Regions from separate parts of the Homo sapiens genome. Here region 1 is linked to region 2. A link is a contact called in ENCODE Hi-C or POLR2A ChIA-PET data. All regions are on one chromosome and are shown on one strand. Each heading gives the region's core, a stretch centred on a gene start or an enhancer-like site at or near the end of the contact. The rest is flanking DNA. Distances are from core to core; before and after follow the strand shown. Region 1 overlaps PRR5L (proline rich 5 like). Region 2 overlaps TRAF6 (TNF receptor associated factor 6).

The links. Hi-C counts contacts between places; a loop is a spot of excess contacts on that map. ChIA-PET counts read pairs that join two places held with the same protein, here RNA polymerase II (POLR2A). Pooled maps may share reads with other maps.
Region 1: a loop to region 2 is called in a pooled map, with 4 times the contacts of the local background. The contact joins two enhancer-like sites. A Hi-C loop is called at or near these places in 1 of 168 maps with a recorded cell type or tissue (heart right ventricle) and 2 of 50 pooled maps. POLR2A ChIA-PET finds 5 or more read pairs at or near these places in 9 of 52 experiments (AG04449, HEK293, MCF 10A and 6 more).

What each region holds. Positions count from the first base shown.
Region 1 is chr11:36,404,663-36,411,711 of GRCh38, forward strand. The region is part of intron 3 of PRR5L (proline rich 5 like); the gene reads left to right. Among named protein-coding and RNA genes, the nearest start is that of TRAF6, 100 kb to the right of the region's middle. RefSeq lists an enhancer at 6,577-6,871. Within about 2 kb of position 4,654, at least 5 of the 41 ENCODE cell types and tissues checked have a DNase peak (open chromatin) inside an H3K27ac peak, as active enhancers do.
Region 2 is chr11:36,483,779-36,490,695 of GRCh38, forward strand. It overlaps TRAF6 (TNF receptor associated factor 6), which reads right to left. Exons shown (of 7, transcript NM_004620.4): 7 at 1-6,872. The coding sequence ends at 6,060. Among named protein-coding and RNA genes, the nearest start is that of TRAF6, 23 kb to the right of the region's middle. Within about 2 kb of position 3,878, at least 4 of the 41 ENCODE cell types and tissues checked have a DNase peak (open chromatin) inside an H3K27ac peak, as active enhancers do.

The DNA.
Region 1 (7,049 bases), core at 3,404-5,903, 78 kb before region 2:
AATAAACAAGTCCATTGTTCTGTTCCTGTTTACTGTTAGTTAAGGCCTGCATTAAGGTCATTGAGGTGTTTTAAGAGCTCTACTTTCATTAAAGTCTTTAGAATTGTATTAAATTTCCATCCATGTTCTTGAATTTCACATCTTACTTACATAAATATGGAAAAAGACAAAAGATATCTAGCCCAAGGCCTCATTTTACAAAGGAGGAAACTGAGGCCCCAAGAAGTTGAGTGACAGGGGCAAAGTGGGGTCAGCCAACACACACGTTGCGAAGTTTCATTTTTCTCCAAGAACTAAAATTCTGGCCTTTCCATGAGGTTCTTTAGTTCACAATAGAAGTATAAATAAATAAAACAGTGACTCAGGAATGTGCTAATTGTTTTTCACTTTGGGAGGCTGATCCTGAAATTGTACTTAAAAGCTCTGTTTGTGGACAGCTGGGAGAGGTACAGGTCAAGCCAGATTTCACCAGCCCAGGTAGCCCAGGAGCTGCTAACTCAAAAGACTTCAGGTACCAAGCAGGTCTTCTGAATGGGTGAAGCTGGCGTGGATGCCTGGCAGTGAGATCGTGCCCTCTGTCAAAAGAGGATTACCCTGGTAGAACACAGGCCCACTGATACATCTCTTATTTTTCAAGAAGAACTGGAAATTGAGATGTTTATGTAAATTTTCTGACTTTTAAATGTTGGTAAATAATCCAAATTTCCCCAAACATTGGTGCAGGCCAAACAAAACACATCTGTGGATTGAATATGGCCAAGAAGCTGCCCTTTTATAACACCAGCCATTGCATGCATTGGGGAGGCATTGCTGCTTCAGAGTGTTGAGTCCCAGAAAATGCTAGGTGCCTTTCTCCTCCATCAACACATTCAACCCTCCCCACAGCCCTTTGTTATGAGTAGTTGATAAATGAGAAAATCATGCATTAGAGAAATTAAATAAAAGTCACACAGCAATGAGCAGTGGCAAAAGGATTTGAACTCCTTTCTGACTTAGATACCTGTAGTAGTCTACCGGGGCTGCCATAACAAATACCATAGACTGGATGACTTAAACAACAAAAATTTATTTCTCAATGTCCTGGAGGCTGGGAAGTCCAAGATCAAGGTGCCGGTCATTTACATTCCTGGTGATGGCCCTCTTCCCGACTGGAAGATGTGTACTGTGTGTACACATGACCTCTTTTGTACTTGATGGGGAGAGAGAGCTCTCTGATGTCCCTTATAAGGACACTAATCATGTGGGCCCTACTCTTATGACCTCATCTAAACCCAAGTATCTCTCAAAGGCCCATCTCCAAATCCCATCAAATTGGGGGTTAAGGCTTTGACATATAAATTTTGGGGGGACTCATAGCAACACCTTTGTTCTTTGCACTATATTGTAGTGTCAGAAAGAGAGGTCTTATGTTGGGAGAAGGATTAAGTTGATGGTTCCTGATCTTTTTTTTTTTGCCATCGTTCCTTTCCCGAGGTCTCTGTGAGCCCATCTCTTATCACATCCTGTGACTAACACTCATCATGAGGAGCATGACACTCCCCCAGCCCTCCTTTCCAGTGTTGGGGTTAGGGCTGCTAGATGTTCCTCTGTGTCTTGACTGATTTTTCAGACTAGTGGGAAATACATATGGTTGAGGTTTGAAACTATGTGCCCAGATATAAATTGAGCCCAGAATAAGCCAAAGCTTAAAAAAAAAATCAGAGCTTTCCTTCCCCATGTTTCTGTACCTTACATTCTAGCCACACTATTTTAGAGAAGGCCAGAGGATGGAGATAGGCTTTCACATCAGAGACACAGAATATAACTGAAGATGTGAAGTATCTCCCAGGCATTGACGTGACCTGGATGTCTCAAGTTGAATGAAGCTAGCCCTCCCACATCAGCAAGTGCCTGTGTGGAGGTAAACACAGCTGCCTTTATTCCAGCATCTTAAACACTGAAATAGGCTGCTCTCTGGTTACATTCAAGTAGACACTTGGGTTTTGATTTTCCTTTTGGAAGACTTGTTTGCAGAACAGATCTATCAACTCAACATGGTTGAGGCAGGATTGGTGGAGAGGGTGGGGCACAGGATGGTAGGGATGTCAGAAAGAGATGTGCAAACAGAGAAGCCTCAGTTCTTCAGCCCATTTTTCAGTTGTGACAGTCCTGTTATATGCAAGAGGGTTTGTGCTAAGTTTAATGGAAATTTTTAACCAAAGAGAGCAGTTTCTGGATTCAGAGAGACCAGGGATCAAGACTGGGCTAGCTGTGTGACCTTGGGCAAGTGACTTCATTTTTCTAAGTCTGTTTTGTCTTTTATGAAATGAGGATAATAATAGCACTAACCTCATGGTCATTGGGAGGATTGAGATAATGCTAAAAGCATCCTTAGCACAGGGTCTGGTAATTTAATAAAGGTTTAATAAATATTAGCCATATGATTCTTATTACTGTGAACAGTTAAGAAATAGTAAAGTGATACATAATGGGTGAGTACGAGGCATGAGAACACAGGCCAACGTGATGAATTGCCCCATGAATAGTGCTGTGTATAACCCTCTCCAGGCCAGGTGTCATGCTCCCACCTGTAATCCCAGCTCTTTGGGAGGCTGAGGCAGGAGGATCGCTTGAGTCCAAGTGTTTGAGACCAGCTTTAATGAAACCCCAGTTTCTACAAAAAATACAAATAAAATGAAAAGCTGGGCGTGATGATGCATACTGCACTCCAGCCTGGGCAACAGAGCAAGATCCTGTCTCAGAAAAAACTTCTCCAGCAGTTTGGATGAGGTGAGCTCACTTTGAACTAGAGAGTCTGGGACAGAATCCTCAAAGAGTGGTGCCTGGAGTTGAAGTTTGGGTGAGGCTAAGTTCTTACAAGGAGAGCCAGCTGTTTCTCCTTTCCACAGAGAAAAGAACAAGAGGAAATGACTTTTTCAGTTCTCCATTCTACTGAACCCAAATGGTAATAAACTTTTTGATGGAGTATCCAAGTCTGGAGTCAAAGCCTAAATCAGATTCTTTGGGTCACTCATCCCAGCCACCCTGGCCACTTTCTATCTGTAGGGTTAGTATGTACCTGGGAAATACAAATTTATTTAAATAGTAGCCAATGCAAAGGATGACTAGGAAGGTAGATGTTTTATGTAACTGAGTCTTGTAATGCAGTCATTATTATAAGTGGCCTTTCCATTTAAGACATGTCTTTGAAAATAGACTCTAGTTTAAATGTTAGCAGATAGACTTTGAAGTAATTATGAGGAAGAACTTGGGACTGAGGATGGTCAAATTCTAAAACACAGTATTGGATCCAAAGACAGGTTTCTCCACCCTTTAAGAATAAATCTGTCAGGCCAGGTGCGGTGGCTCACCCCGTAGTCCCAGAACTTTGAGAGGCCAAGGCAGGTGGATCACCTGAGGTCAGGAGTTTGAGACCAGCCTGGCCAGCATGGCAAAACCCTGACTCTACTAAAAATACAAAAATTAGCCAGGTGTGGTGGTGTGCGCCTGTAATCCCAGCCAGCTATTTTTGGGAGGCTGAGGCAGGAGAATCGCTTGAACCTGGGAGACAGAGGTTGCAGTGAGCCAAGATCGTGCCACACTGCACTCCAGCCTGGGGGACAGAGAGAGAATTTGTCTCAAAAAAAAAAAAAATCCATCAGAAACGTCTCACCTCAATATAGCGGCCAATGTTGTCCCATGTAAAAGTCAGGGCACATGGTCTATTGATATGAAAACCATAAATCAGAATATTTCCCATTGAAACTGCCTTAGGCACAGCTTGCACATTGTAATATCTCTCAAGGCAAGAAAATGACCTTTCAGAATAGACGTATTCTAGCTAAATCCCCAGGCATCCCAATCAACAATTCTGGCTTCCCTAAATTTCCATCTGCCAGAGTTCGGGCTGATTCTGGGAGTCTTCTTGTTTTGAATTCTCAATGGGGTGTTAGTGCGGTTTTTAACACCCCTCTCCAGCCTCACCCCTGATGTGGCTGCATTTTGGCAGCGAGGAAAAGTCTGGGTTAGAGGTTTGGGTTTCATGAGCCCTTCCAAGAACAAGAGCAGCTAAGCTGACACAAGAGCACACTCTCCCTAAACAGTCTTTTCTGCCACCTCTCCCACTGATTTTATGTAACCGAGAAGAATTAGAAAAGTGTGAAAAAAGCAAGACTGATGTTTGCTGGTTCTTTGAAGAACCTGCTTGCCAATGTTCTTATAAGTGCTTTCAGTCTTTGAGTGTTGGGGTGTGTGTGTCGAAGCAGGGGCCATTGATTCATTGATTTATTTATTGAATAAATGTGGAGTGCTCTGCCCAGTACTGGGCTGTATACTGGGGTGGTCATTGAGTAGGTGGTTTGTGTCTTGGAGATCTTACAGCAGAATGAGAGAGGAACTGGGCAGGTAGTTCTCAGGCAACGCTTTTAGAGGGGTGATGGTGGAATCTGGAGTGCTGGGGGCATGTGGAGGATGGGCACACAATTAGACCTAGGAGAAAATGATATCCAAGTTGAAATCAGAAGTGGGAGCAGGCAGAAAGGGCAGTTGAGGATCTAACGTTCTTGCCACCACCACTCACTCCATGCCCTCCTGCCTCCTCAAACTCCCTGGGAGGACTTTTTCTCGGCAGAAATAAATGCTCAGAGATGAAGTTTCCGGAAACCAGAGATCAGTTATCTGCAGCCGGCCTGAGACAGGAAACGCACATTTTCCTTCTCTCTCCAACCACCCTGCTTCTGTTCTTGTTGGGAGGGGGGAGGTGGTGTGAAGAAAACCCCAGAGATTTTCAAGGAAAGAGGAGGTTCCAAGAATTGTGTTTGATCTCTGACAGGTCTGAGTTGAAATATCTTCCTTCTGAGTCAGTTGGTTGCCTGAAACCCAAAGGGAAATCCACCTCCGATTTTTCCATCTCTTTAACAGAGTGTTGACTGTAAGAGAGGGGGACCCACAGTAGGGGGGAAGAGCTGGGAGGGGACGGGAGGAAGGTGAGCCTGGATCCAGCTCACAGGCTGATGCCATAGACCAGTCCCAGGCCTGATGCCACGAGGTAATGATAACTGCAGACACTTGCTTAGCCTTTTAGTATATGCCAGGTTCCAAGTGCTTCATATGTGTCAACTCTTTTAAAACTCCCCACACCCTGTGAGATAGATACTGTATCCCTGTCTTACAAGGAGGAAGTACAGATACAGAGAGGTGGAATAACTCACCCAGAGTCATGTAGCCAGTAAGTGCCTGAGCTGGGATTTGAACCCAAGCCTCCCACATGCTTAAACCCTTAGTAAGTGGGCTGCAAGAGCCACACAGAGCTGGCATTATCCAGATTTGGGCTTGATGTACCTGGACATAGGTTCATGAATAGATCATGAGGTAAGGGGGGCATTGCCCTTCTGAGGAGCCTAGTTTTGGAGGGATTAAGATGAGGGCTCTTCTTGGTCTGGGTGACTCTGCCTGATGATGTGTTACTACCTTGTACCTGCTGTGGCTGAGAAACAGACTTGGCTTTCAGGTTAAGAAGGGTTGTTAGAAATGGCAGATTGGAAACCCATGGGGTTGGCGCATGTGGTTTGGCCTAAAAGTTGTTTAGAAATCTGGACATCTCACCTAGAACTCCAGGTTTCCGGCCTCTCTGGAAAGGTCAGATCTGGGCACTGGACTCACGGTCTGGTGTGGAGCCTGTCAGGGGAGCTGAGGCCTGGCTGCTGGCTTTAGAGGGACTTTCTTGGTCCTTACAGTACACACTCACTTGCCTCCCTTCTTTGCCTGCCTGCCCCTGTGGCATGGGGGGTACCACTGCCTGATTAGGTTGGCCTCCATTTGAGTTGGGATCTACCAATGTATGGCCCCTGGCAAAGCTCTGAGCATCGATCTTATCTGCAAAATGAGGATACACTCCTACCTGTGAGGCTGTTGGAGAATTTGAGATTCTGTGTGCAGACTGCCGAGCATAGTGTGCCACATAACTAGGAGCTCAATAAATGCTCTTCGTCAGTTTCCTCCATGTTTCTCACTATTCCCACTGCCACCCACTAGGATGCCGACACCCGAAGGGTGTGAGTACTCCATGTCCTGAGTCAAGGACACCACCTCCCATGGGCTCCCATGGAATGGACCAGAGAAGGGGAGGGGGCCTTTCTATCTGTTCCTGCTTAAGAGAAGCTGCCTCCTTGAAACATATCCTATTGCAGAAGTGAGGTGGGTGATTTCAGAGCATTCAGCAGTCAGGCTAGATGGGCACTGACCAGCTACAGCACTGGGCACAGGACTCTGGAGGACCCCTGCTGTTCCTGGATCTTGAGGCGGTCTGGGCGGATCTCACCAAAGGGCCAGGGTGCAGGGCCAGAGAACTTGGGGCAAACCCTACTTGCCAGATGGCGCAGAAATATTAACTACTGATATGGTTATTCCAACTCATCTTGGCTAACCTGCAGCACTTCTTGCAAGCTGCCTCATCGTCTTTAACCTCATGTGGGAAGAGAGTTGGGACAAGCAGCGGGATTTTGCCACCTTGGGTCTTTCTCTGTGTGCAAGGCAGACTGACTCCATCCGAGGTGATTTCCCTCTGTCACTTCCGCGCTTGCCCACTCTGCTGCCATCCTGCTGTCCCTGCGCCTCTCCACCAGCTTGATTCCAGCTTTTAGTAATGCCTCCTTTACCTTTAAGCCCACAGAAGTGGGAAGTTGAGTTGACAAGACGGTGAGGCGTGAGATCGCAGGTCTGTGTAATAACAGGAAATCCTGTCAACTGGGGTGGTGTCTCAGCTGGTCAGCCTGGGAGGGAGAAAGGGTGAGATAATGTAGACCAGTCAGTGCTTCCCCATTTTTTCCCCCTGTTATGGCTCCTTTTGGCTTCTGGCTGAACTTCACGCCCAGTTTCTCATTTTGGTCAGGCCCCGTGTAAGTGTCCCCTTCACATTACCCTCAGCTCCCGGCTTCCCTTTTTCTAGCTCAGTGGCTTGTGGTGGTGGTTGGTAGCAGCAGAATTCTGTTTTCAAATGAAACCAGGCATGGAAGTCCAATATGTGAAACAGATGGCATATGGGGGCTGCTGAGGCTGAGGGGTTGCTTTCA
Region 2 (6,917 bases), core at 2,628-5,127:
TATATTTCATTTTAATGAAGAGTGCTTTCTTGTAGACATTGATGCAGTACATAGGGCTGGTAAGGAAGTAGTAACAGTGCGGAGGGGGTAAGTATGTCAGTCTGGCATGTTTTCTTCTAAATTAATATTCAAAAAGGTGCCATTCAAGGAACACTTTTGGTCATACCTTGCAACCAGTACTGAGACATGACATAAAGTTAAAACTCCAGGTGCCTTTTTGAGATAAGTGTGAATCCACATTCACAACCTGGGTTGAGAAAGGTCACACTTCTCTACTTACTAAAATGGAGTCCTTCAATCTTAAGTCAGCCCAGCAATTCAGTTGTATTGACCTGATGGAGGCCATCCGAGGTTTCACTGCCATTAGGAGCAGGGCTTGTTTTATGCGCTCCGTGCATGCTGATGGTGCAGGGAGTGGTGGAAGATGTGCCACCTCAAATCTGGATAATTCCTTTAATCCCTTCCTTCAATACAACCTGCTCTTAAAACTGAACACTGATTTTCATTCTTTTCATGATTAGTGTTTCCCCACCCTTATCTTTGCATTCACTCCCTCTCATAAAGGATGCATTTTCAGAGTCCAGATGGATTAGGATAACTGCTTACAAATTCCATGGCAATAGTTAAGTTCTGAGGAAAAGCAGGCTTTGTGATAAGACCACTGGATGTCTTTCAATTTTCAAAAGTCAGATTTCATTCCACAGCTTGTCATACAGTTTACAGAATTATGAGAATCCTCCCTGGATTCACAGTGTCTTTCTTAATAGAGTCATACATTAATGAATGTTACCCATTATTTAATATTTAAATTTCAAATTCTAGTTTCTACTTTACAAGGAAAAGGACACGAAGACAAAACTGATTGACCCATGGTCAGTCAGGAGAAAATGTGTCTTAGCTCCTAATTTAGTGACCTATATGCTAAATTACACCTTTTCATCCCTCTGAGAACATAATTCTGGAAGCTTGTATAAACAAAATAGGCCCCAAATTACATTCTCACCACAGAAATTAGATAATTTATCAAGTGCAAAAAGAACACGAGAATATTCTGCACAATTTATCAAGGACCTTCAAATAAATCCATTACAAAAAATACCCCTTCAGGCAAAATAAATAAGACTGAAATTCAGCATAACAAATTTGCAAAGTTTAAAATTAGCTTAACGTGAGGGCTGCAATTCCAGTTACAAAGCAAATGTCCCAAGTTCCCCCAAAGAACTTAAGACAAATTGATTAAAGTTGTTCAGTTATTTTAGAATATTTTGTTTAGAGAAACCAAACTTGAAGTCTCATTAAAAGTAACATCTATCAAGTGATAAAGCAAATGTAACATAATATTACTGCAGATTCTAGGTCGTAGATGTTCACTATACAAGTCTTTCAACATTTCTGCATGTTTGGGAAATTTCATCAAGTGCTGAAGAAAAAAAGCAAAAAAAGTAACATCTGCGCCTTACCATCTAAAATTTACATGACAAGGTACCAGAAATTGGTCAGCTTCAACTGCTGCTTTCAATAAATGTTCATTATTACGTATTTGAGTGTGTGCAACGTGCCAGGCACTGTGGTAAGAAGAGGGGATTCAGCAGCAACCAGAACACATCCCCATTCCACACAGTTTACCTTCTCCTGGGGACTTGCATAGAAGAGAACTATGGTCACTGCTGCTTGGGCGATTGTCCGAGTGGGACAGCACCTACCTTCAGAGCTGCAGACAGTAAGAGCAGAGGCACATGCCCCAACTTCCCCATCTTAAAGGCAGGGCTAGTGTCCTGCTGAGAAAGCACTCTGAGAGAAGAAAAGCAGCACCACATCTCTCATTTCCTAAAATGCTTTTCCCACCTAGAATTATTTTTCAGGATTTTATGACCCGAATTTCCTGTGGGGAAAAAGCTTTAAAATATTACACACACAAGTGACATTTAGTGAAACAACCAGGCACCTCCTTGCCAAGTGTCCGTTTTTGACTGAAAGTGAAGGCTGTAATTGAGTGTCACAGTCTGCCAAGATCCATCCAATTTGATTTCATCAGATCATCTTTCTGGATACTGGGAATTTGTAAGTGCCAAGTACACTCTACAGGCACAAAGACAGAAACAGAGAAACTAACTTACAGTCCATCATGTCAATCTGGGAGTTTAGAAAAAGCACACTTCAAAATAAAAATATAAATGACTACTTATGGCTCCTTTTCATTTCCTTAAGGCATTGCACTGTTTAGGTTGTAAGCAACTAGGCATCACAAACAGAATCTGATGTTTTTGTTTTGTTTTGTGAGACAGTGTTGCACTCTGTCACCCAGGCTGGGGGTGCAGTGGCATGATCTTGGCTCACTGCAACCTGTGCTTCCCGGGTTCAAGCGATTCCCGTGCCTCAGCCTCCCAAGAAGCTGGGATTACAGGCATGTATCATGACACCTGGCTAATTTTTGTATTTTTATAGAGATGGGGTTTCACCATTTTGGCCAGGCTGGTCTCGAACTCCTGGCTTCAAGTAATCCGCCAGCCTCCACCTCCCAAAGTGCTGGGATTATAGGCGTGAGCCACCGTGCCCAGCCTAATAGTATTTTATATAAAATAATGAGTAGAACTTGAGGCAAGCCAAGAGAACAGTGTTAGTACATACAAGCAATTGTTCCTCTGTAAAAATAATGCATTCTAACTGTATACATAATTCATAAGCATGCTTAGTTTATCTAAGACTTACTGGTGTAAAAACGGTAATAGAGAATTATACTGTGACCTGTATAATTTTATATGGGTCACAATAATTAACTGCTAGAGATCGTCCAGTATCTCTGTATTATTCCATCATTAGAATAAAAAACACCTGCCTTCATTCTGTTTCACTTTTTTCTACTATTTATCCCCAAAATAAAAGTTAAATCATATTGTAGTATACCAATAAACAGTCTTTGCTGCCAATAGATAGTAATAAACTACCAAACTTCAAATCAACATTCAGACTTGTTTGCCAACAGCAAAATGTATGACGTGCAGCAAGTTTCATCCAACAGTGGGTTGGACGCTGGGCGTGGTGGCTCATGCCTGTAATCCCAGCACTTTGGGAGGCTGAGGCGGGCGGATCATCTGAGGTCAGGAGTTCCAGACGAGACTGGCCAATATGGTGAAACCCGGTCTCTACTCAAAATACAAAAAAATTAGCTGGGCGTGGTGGCGGGTGCCTGTAATCCCAGCTGCTTGGGAGGCTGAGGCAGGAGAATGGCTTGAGCCCGGGAGGTGGAGGTTGCAGTGAGCCGAGGTTGCACCACTGCACTCCAGCCTGAGCGTCAGGGTGAGACTGTCTCAAAACAAAAAACAAAACAAAACAACCTTTAGTTGAACATCTCCAGAAAAAAGTGGAAACAATTTCTTTTTTAATTTAGCAATGTCCCAGAATGATGCCAAAAGATAAATATGGTAAAAGGTGGTTAGTAACATACAACATAAAGCCCAAAGGCTTGTATACCCAACTGAGTGAAACTAGCATGTTTAAGAATAGAGTAGGAGATTGGGAAAATGTAAGGAAGAAACCAACTTTCCAGGTTAAGGCTTAATTCTGATTGAAGTAAAAAGTTTTCTATTTGGAATGACAGCTTGACTATTCTACTTTGTAGTCAAGATGAATGACCAGCATAAAATAACTGGCTGGTTTATGACAAAATGCCAAATGTTGGGGGTTAAAATTGCTCATTTTACTTAAGATGTGACCCAGCTGATAGACACTAAATTAGAGGAAAGTATCAGTGTCAGCAAAGAGTAAGTTAAAGACATTTTATACTGGCAAAATACTTTCCTAAGTATTGTCATTGTTCTGCTGGTTGGAACTTAATTTGAGACAGAATGTTATGGCTGGAGGGGACTCTAGAAATATCTGGTCCAAATCATTTTACAGATGGGAAGCTTGCTAAAAGCTGAAATTAGGCAAAACAACTTTTTTTTTTAATAAAGACTCTTGAGTTAGTAGAAAAAAATAGTATCACCAAGGCAGGAAATGACTCCTCTTTGTATCTAATGCACAGCCAGTGCTTTTAATAGAAATCTGACCAGGAAGCTTTTAAATATCATTTCCTTTTTTGAGCTGGGGGCGTGGAGATTAAATGTTTTGTGGCAACATTTAATTTTTTTCTCCGATAAAAGTACACATTTATTGTAGAAAATGTAAAAAATATAAGCAAGCGCAAAGGAAAATAAGCCAACAAAAAGTTTAGTATATTTCCTTCAGGCTTTTTCTACGCAAATACAAAAATACTACTGTTCAGTTTTTAAATGGAACTTGACAATTATTTATTCATTGTAAAATAATCACAGGAACAGCAGCAGTGTAGGTTTCCCTACCTAGAGGGTGGTATGCAGTGATTCTCAGGCGCTGGTTGGAAGGCACAGCTGAGGGACACAAACTGCCAGGAAGTAATGTGGTAACTAGCCATGAGCTTGTGGTACTAATGGTGGCACGGGAAACAAGGTCTCTGCTTGACTTTTATTTTCACTCCATAACAAACTCACCAGATCAGGAGCCTAAGGGTGGGTGGGGAGGGAGAAGAGAGAAAAAAGCAAAGGGAAAGTTCAAAGTGACACTCGCTGGGGCTGAAAACCACACTCCCCTGCAGATGAGGTCCTTGGCTTTCTCTTGAAATTAAGGCTGATCTAGAACGCTGGCTGGCGACTCTGATTTGGCCTCTCTGGGGGATACAATGTCATCTCTCATTACCAGACAACTTTAAATGGTGGATGGATCTTTAGATCCTTTATAAGCTTATACTAGTTGCGGGTCTCCCTGAGAACTAGATTCCACGATATTTTATATCTATATATAGGCCTTTAACAAATACATGATGGCACACAAAAAAATCATCTCCCTATTAGGAAAATCTGGTTACTTCCAGGATTCTACAGGATCCTTCTCAGAACCTGCAGTTGTTAGGCTACAGCAACATACTCAAGCTAAGTTGTGATACAACCACTGTGACTTCTAATCCTAGTTTGGTGACCTCCTAGGTATCTCCAATCATCTCCCAAGTTTTAAAAAATTCTGATTTTAGGAAATCAATTTTGTTCTTTTTAATCGAAATAAACCAGAGGGTATTCAAAAGAGCTGAAAACTTCTGGCTCACATAGCTTCTGTCACCACCAATGAGATGCCACATGCGCTGACTACTTGGGTCACTTTTAATTTTTATGTTGCTGATTGTATGTGTGCATCTCCTGTCTTGTAAGCATTAAACAAATGAAGACATATGCAGAGCTGTGAAATTCACTCTGCACTGAATAGACAAAAAGGGTTACATAGCATAACAATGAGCAGTTGGTATCCACGTGGTTCTCAGCATTATAAACTCTGGGGAAGATGCTACTTCGTAACCTCAAGGAAATAAGTAAGCAAGGCAGAAGGAACACTTAAACAAGTATTATTCAACAGACATGTTTACACTAAATAATTAAGGTTATATTTAGGGTTTAAACTCATCCCTGAATATCCTTAGTAACAACCTGGAGGAAAAACTGGGGTGAATGAGAACTTAAGTTTTCCAAGGATTATGGTTCAAATCCTCTGAAATCTATAACAGGTTAAAAAAATGAGAACTCAACTTTCTAGAGCAATAACTCTTCTCGAGGGCACTAGCACAAGGCGGTAGTGATTTTCACTTTTAATATATTACATATAATACTACAAAAAGACTGAAGTTTTAAGGAAAATCCATTATTATTAAAAGTTTAGTACTCTTGAGTCTGGACTTTCTGACAATAAAATACACCAGAGCAAAAGCCCAAGAAAGTACAACAAAGAGGTATACTAACTGGCAAAATAGCTGCTGCAACATGCCACAGGCACTTCAGGCCTAACATTTCTGAAAAAGCATGGAACGTGTGGATTCCCAGGAAAAAACTGCCTCAGATCATTTGTAACAGGAAGAAATAGTAAGTGACCTCTCTAACAACACTCACTAGTAGATATTACATATTTCCCGTGGCTTGTTTGTTTGCATGTTATTGAGAACAGGGCAAGGAAAGGCACTGTTTTCTCCAGGTAGTTGTTTTTGAGCAAGTGAGGGCAAGCTATACCCCTGCATCAGTACTTCGTGGCTGAAAACCCTCCCTCCGAAGGCTACCCATGTCAAAGCGGGTGGAGACCTCACAGCGCACTAATAATGTGTCATCCTTAATGAAAGTTCTTTGTCTTAGGGCTTCCAGATGCATAAAAGTTACATAGCCAAAACCTTTTGGGTTCCGTGGGATTGTGGGTCGCTGGAAAGCAAGCAGCTCTGGTTTGGCATCCATTATCTCTTCGTGGTTTTGCCTTACAGGTGCTTCAGACTGATCAAGAATTGTAAGGCGTATTGTACCCTGGAAGGGCCAAGGGAGGTGGCTGTCATATTCTCCTTGCATTGTGTGGACAAAAAGGGATATATAGTTTGCACAGCGCTGAGCAGTCGGTAACTGAAGGTGCAAGCGCATGCACAGTTTGTACCCGGGTTTGCCAGTGTAGAATCCAGGGCTATGAATCACAACAGGTTTCTCCTCTTCTTGACATTTCAAATGCATTCCAAAGTTGCCAATCTTCCAAATATAAATTCCATTGCACTGCTGTGCTTCGATTTCAGCAACTTTGTCCTCAAGGGTTCGAATGGTTCGTTTGAGCTCACTTACATACATACTCTGAGTTTCCATTTTAGCAGTCAGCTCCCGGATTTGATGGTCTTGTCTTACAAGGCGACCCTCTAACTGGTGAATAGTTTCCTGGAAATTCCGGACCTCTGAGATATACCCAGAGTCGGGTATAACGCTCAAACTATGAACAGCCTGGGCCAACATTCTCATGTGTGACTGGGTGTTCTCTTGTAGGTGGCGTGCCAAGTGATTCCTCTGCATCTAAAAATCAAGCACAAGCCTTAGGCTGGGAATAGATACCGTGAG